Linked DNA regions of Homo sapiens: region 2 is linked to region 1. Evidence: chromatin contacts called from ENCODE Hi-C or POLR2A ChIA-PET data. All regions are on one chromosome and are shown on one strand. The core of a region is the stretch at or near the end of the contact, and the rest is flanking DNA. Distances in the headings are between cores, read along the strand shown. Region 1 overlaps EBF1 (EBF transcription factor 1). Region 2 overlaps EBF1 (EBF transcription factor 1).

What was found. Hi-C counts contacts between places; a loop is a spot of excess contacts on that map. ChIA-PET counts read pairs that join two places held with the same protein, here RNA polymerase II (POLR2A). Pooled maps may share reads with other maps.
Region 2: a map of ascending aorta shows a loop between it and region 1 (2.0-fold over the local background). The contact joins two enhancer-like sites. A Hi-C loop is called at or near these places in 3 of 168 maps with a recorded cell type or tissue (aorta, ascending aorta and vagina) and 1 of 50 pooled maps. POLR2A ChIA-PET finds 5 or more read pairs at or near these places in 3 of 52 experiments (OCI-LY7, activated B cell and activated CD4-positive, alpha-beta T cell).

The regions. Positions count from the first base shown.
Region 1 is chr5:158,773,940-158,776,798 of GRCh38, reverse strand. All of the region lies in intron 10 of EBF1 (EBF transcription factor 1), which reads left to right. Among named protein-coding and RNA genes, the nearest start is that of EBF1, 320 kb to the left of the region's middle. Within about 2 kb of position 1,423, at least 11 of the 41 ENCODE cell types and tissues checked have a DNase peak (open chromatin) inside an H3K27ac peak, as active enhancers do.
Region 2 is chr5:158,994,360-158,997,218 of GRCh38, reverse strand. The region is part of intron 6 of EBF1 (EBF transcription factor 1); the gene reads left to right. Among named protein-coding and RNA genes, the nearest start is that of EBF1, 100 kb to the left of the region's middle. Within about 2 kb of position 1,443, at least 4 of the 41 ENCODE cell types and tissues checked have a DNase peak (open chromatin) inside an H3K27ac peak, as active enhancers do.

The DNA of each region.
Region 1 (2,859 bases), core at 174-2,673:
TACGCTAAGAGATCCCTAGATTGTGAAGTGCAAACCAAATACCCAGGGATCTTTTACAATTCACATTCTGCTACAGTAGGTCTAGGTAGAACCTGAGATCCTGTTTCTTAAGCAATCCCAGGTGAGGCTGATGCTGCTGCTCAAAGAACCACAGGTGGAGTGCGGTTCTGGGCCCTCTGCTTAGTGTCAGTCATCCTTGGATAGTGGTAGCTGTCTCCACGAACTAGTCCCAGGTTTCCTTTTCCATTCAGTAAAAGACCACAAGACCAGATTAAGTACAGAGCGGAAGTTGCTTTCACACAAAGAGATAACAGAGCAGTGAAGGGATAACAGTTAACAAATTGTAATTATAACCATACAATTAAGTGGACGAATTTTATTTTTCTGTGACATTTTACTTCAGAGCATCTTTCCCTTGTATTTCAATATTAGAAGTAAAACCAAACATACTTCTTAGTCACCCAGTTTCTCTCTCTCTCTCTCTCTCTCGAAATTATAAAAACAATTAATGCATCCTGACCCTTGGAAATGCCTCCCAGCCCTTTAAACAAAATGCAGGTTTGGTGCCTGCCTGACGATTAGTTTTAGTTAACTGAAAATTATAGGATTGACCCAAGAGGAAAATTTTGTTTGCACTCCAATCACTTTTACAAATTAAGGAAAATTACCACAATTTTGTTTAGCTAAGGTTTCACACTGAGTTCAAGAAATTAGCTCAGCCATCCCAACAAAGTCAGCACTTTGTTAGTGAGCACTTGAAAAAATAATAGTCTTTCTGGAGTTTTGTGGTGTATACAAACGAAGCGTAGAGAAAGCTATGATGCTTTATAGAAGTAGGCCAAGTGTTTTTAATTAGGCTCATTGGTTCAGCGTAAGTTTTGAAGAATAATCAAACTAGCAGATTAGCTGTTTCTTTTAAAGCTAGGATTTCTTGCCATTCATTTTTCCCATGAGAACTTCCACATAGCAGTGTGTGTGTGTGTGTGTGTGTGTGTGTGTGTGTGTGTGTGTGTGTCTGTGTGCATGTGTGTGTGTGTGTGTGTGTGTGTGTGTTTTACAAGTCTCATTATGGGGCTGCAGGAAAAGGACCAATTGAAACTTCTGATACTGTAACATTCCCCAGCATCATTCCAATGGATGGGAGTTTTTCACAATGTTCCCCCACTGAACTCGGTGTTCTGGAACATATTTCAAAACCACAGAGGCCAAATGTTTTCTCTGAGAAGTTTGGACTCTGTTTTTGGCCGAAAACATTAGGCCTCGCTGGCTGCTTATTTACTCAGCTATTAAGAACAAGAAAAGGAGAAGAAAAAGAAGAAAATGCTTGTGTGGTGGGAGGTACAGGAGGCAATCAGGCATGGTTTCCGCTTTGGTGACAACGTCCCTGCCCATTAATGGTTCCATTTTGTGGTCAGGTCTCATTTAGAAGAAATTATTTTTAATCAGTCTTCAACAAAATATCCCCTAGAGCCACCTGGCCATAAAAGTTAGAAAAAAAAATCACCCTCATTAAATTACTTAAGTTCTCAAGAGAAAAGAGCTAGGGATCCATCATTATTTGGAGTTTTTTTAAACACTAAAAAAAAAAATTGCCATCAGTTTAAGAAATCACATCTTAGAAAATCTATATCACACTGGAATTAAGAAAAAAGTGTTGGATTTTCAAGCCTAGAAAAGTAGTTAAGGGTAAGAGCAATAAGTTGGCGCATATGCACATGTATACATCTGTGGGAAATTTAAGGTATGAAAAAATGCTTCTGGTGATCTGGCCTCAAACTGTGGGCACCAGACAAGAAGCCTTTTTTTTTTTTTTTAAATATTCTAGAAGAGAGTTCTAACCTCTCCCCATATCGGAAAAATAAAAATCTGAAGAAATTGGCACAATGATTTCCCCTCTGGTATAGTTACTTGGCTGTTAACAGTTATTGTGACATCACATCATTTCTGATGAAAGGGAATCTGTGTTCATTGGTGACCTACACATGGACCTTTTGATCATTAGCATTAAATGCCTCTACCATGCGTTGCTTGTTCATGGCTGGGGCTACTGGCCTCTGTGATTTACTCAGTTTACCTCTGCTGTCACCACTTAATAGTAAGGGTATAGAGATGGCTCATAAAACCTCTCTGTTCTTTGTATCCAAACAACTGCTCAGATCATTGCAAATGTACGGCCCCCTCCTTTGTCCACCCACAGAAGTTCACACTTCATTTTCTTTAACATCCATAGTATTTCAAGATGTGAGGCTTGGTTTTCTGGATTGGGTGAGCTAACCCTCTTATTTGTTAGTGAAATATCACTTGGAATTTTTCCCTTGAAAAATATTATTGAGCTGAAAAGTAACACCCCAAACTAAGGCCTTATTGCTGTTTTTAAAGTATGCAAGAGAGAGTTGGCATTTGTAGATGTAAATGTCTCTAAAAGTCCATAACATTAAAAAAAAAGAAAAAAGGCAGGAACAGCATGGCCTAATCTATACTAATAAAGGCAGACCTTTTGGGGAGGGAAGAATCTGACCAAGCACAGATTGCCTGCAAGCTGGCTCCCCTTGTAAGGATGGTAAGCAAGCGTACATCTCTCCCTCATTGGTTCTTCAGACCAGAGACGCACGAGGAATCCATAGCTGCTAATGTGCCATGCCCTTGTGTTTGTCCAATCAGAGTCACAGACTCTGGAAAGTGAATCCTGACTGGATTAGAAGCAGAAAAGCTCAATAGCACTTTCTAGATCTTACTTTATTGTGTCCAGTTATTCTTATGTAAATGTAGGGCAAGGCTGACTTTAATTTTCAATAAATGTTTTCTAAGAGAAGGAAACAAAAACACTATCTAATCACAGGATTGATTTCAAAGCCCTAT
Region 2 (2,859 bases), core at 194-2,693, 220 kb before region 1:
TAAGATGTTGCTCAGCGTTCTTGGGACCCAGGAATTCACTGCTCCAAAGGCCCTGAGTTCACTTTCAAGGCTTGGTTCTGCAGGGTGTACTCATGTGTGCACCCTGAGTCTTGAGGAGTAGACAAAGGGCTTTTGTGGAGGATGAGGAGGGAGATTGGATGTGAGCACTGCTGTGTTCATACGTGTGCTGTGTTCTGATCCTTGAGATTTGGATCAGAGCCAGAGGTGGAAAGAGAAGAGGATGGGGTGTAGTTGGGGCTGGCCTCCCTATGCCACTGACTACTTGAGAGGAACATTGAAGAACTGAAAATTCTACAATCGAAGTTGGCTTTCCAGGTTGTTATAAAGAAGTATTTGTCAAGACAGGAGGTATAACATATTTCATTTAAAAGTTTGCTAGCTTGTTTTATAGCTTTTAAATATTTAGACACGTAAGATGTGAGCCTTCTTTTATTAGGAATGGGCTTGAGTATCATAATTCCTTGCATTTGTTGTCTTTAAACTAGAAACTCAGTAATAAATGGTAGAAGTGTCCAGTTCCTGTAAGGCTGCTTAAGTGGATTTTTACTAAATATTAAGTGTTTTCAAGAAATTGTGTTAAGATTCGCCTCACTTTCCACCAATACTACATGTCTTTGGCCTCCCCACAACCTTAGAAATGTACACCCAGAACTGAATTAAGTAATTTAGAATAAGCTCACATTTTAAAGTTACTTTCAGAAACCAAATTTGAAGAAAGTGAAACAATATCCTTTGCCCCTTACTTCTGGGTAAAAGACAGAAATCACAACTGTCCAAATCTAGACAACAATCTTTATGGTTAACTTATAAAGTGAGAGTTAGTTAAAAATTTCATAAAAATTAGAGAAAATTGTAGCAAAGCCATCACTAATTTACCCAGGAAGTATATTAAGACATTACATGCTTACAAGTTATTTATAAAGTCCCGGACATGTTTGTTGATCTGGTTAAAACAACACTAAGTACTTCCAGAAAAATTCCTTTCTAGATAAAAAGATCTGATAAATCAGCATGATCATCAGATTTCTCTAATAAAAGAAAGGGTGTTGGAAAGAGTGAATTCCAGATAAGTCCTGTGTAATGCTCCTGAAAGCCATGAGGTCACCAGTAAATTAAAGTTGGATTTGGGGCCCAGAATCTGTTATAGCTGTTTGTATTCTCCTAGGCTGGAGGCCAGACAGCTAGAAACAGGGCCGAGATCCTCAGGGAGTCTAAGTCCTCTTCATGCAGCACTTGACACCGTTATTGCACCTCTGGAATCTAGTAGGTTTCACTAATATGTTTTGGGGGGCTCTGCACGTCATGTGATAAAATTGCATTGCGAGTCTGTGACCGAAGATGAGATCATCTTTCTTAGCTCATCGTTTCAGGCAAGGGCCACCCTCCCCATAGGTGGAGTAGCACAGAGTGCACTGTGATATGAAGAAAGAAGGAACTGAGATTTTTATCATGCAGTGATCCTGTGCCAGGCAGGGTGCTGGGTTCTTTCTTAAATCATCCAGTTAATCCTTACAATGACCCTGTAAGAAGGTCGGAGAGGGTAAGGCATATATCCAAGCTCACAGAGCTTAACAAATGGCAGATCCTGGAGTCATTCTGCTCTCCACAGGATGCCCTGTTCGGGGCTTTTTCCTCAACACCACACTGAGGGGTGTCAAGAGCCTCTCTTGCACTGGAAGATTATTTAGCTTTTTAGACTCAGGACTCAGAAGAGCCTTGGAGATTATATAGTCACCGAATCCTGACACCTGTGCATTTGCTGCTGAATTCACAGCAGTTCTAAGCCAAGCATATGAGCGTCCCCCTAGCATTGATCTGCTACTGTGCCTAAAAGTTTCCCCTGCAGTGACTATTCCACATGAAACCATTGTGCCTTGTTAAATAAAATATGACTGTATCATGAAGACACCACCAATACTTAGGTTCAGGTGATTTTATGCCACTAGTAAGAATCCAAGGACAATGTGTTATTGGGGAGAAGTAGAAAAAGGAAAATCTGGGGTAGCACCTGGCATGCTCTTTCTCCAATTTTCTACTACTTACTCCTATTCCCCAAATTCTCCCATCAAGGAGGAAATGAACTCTGAGACAGAAGATGAGTTTTCCTCAAAGCTTGACCAGGATATAAGTGGATGCCTTATTGGGCAAAGCAGAGGGTAACCAATTAGAAGGCCCTGGCTTCTCTTGATTGATAGCTGAGAACTCGTCAGAGGGATCAGTGCTTTCTCTGTGTATTGCTGGAGTCTGAAAGTGTGACTCTCATGTCACTGATTCATTTCTGAAGTGTTAAATTCAGAATAAATTTTTGATAATCAAAATGAACTTAGAGAACTTTGTTGTTTGGCATTGTCAAGAGTGAAGAATTCTTGCCTAATGCAAAAAGTCATCCATGAATTTTCTGCCATATTAGTTTGAGCAAAACTGTGTTTTTTGCCCTACTGGATCTCTTAATGTAATGACATGTTTGGGATTTTGAGGTTGAAATGAATTTCTGATAAAATAACCATTCCAATGATAAAATGTAAAATGGTAATGCAAGATCAGTCACTCTCGTTATGAGACTTCTGGCTCATATGATTATAAGTGTTAAAGCCAGGCAAAATCTTAGGCGTAGAGTTCCAAGAAATATTATACTTTACTCAAAAGGCGTGCAAGGGATGTTCCAGAGTTGTCATTAGTAGATTATGATGTCAGGTGACAGCTCCGCAGGTTGTGTCACTCTTGCTTATGTTGTGTTTTCACAGCTCCCTTTAACAAGACACATTTAGACTTAGTGGATTTTGTAAGTTGAAAGGCCCCTTGACTCTAAGATCAAGAGTTAAAAGAGGCTGAGGTTGG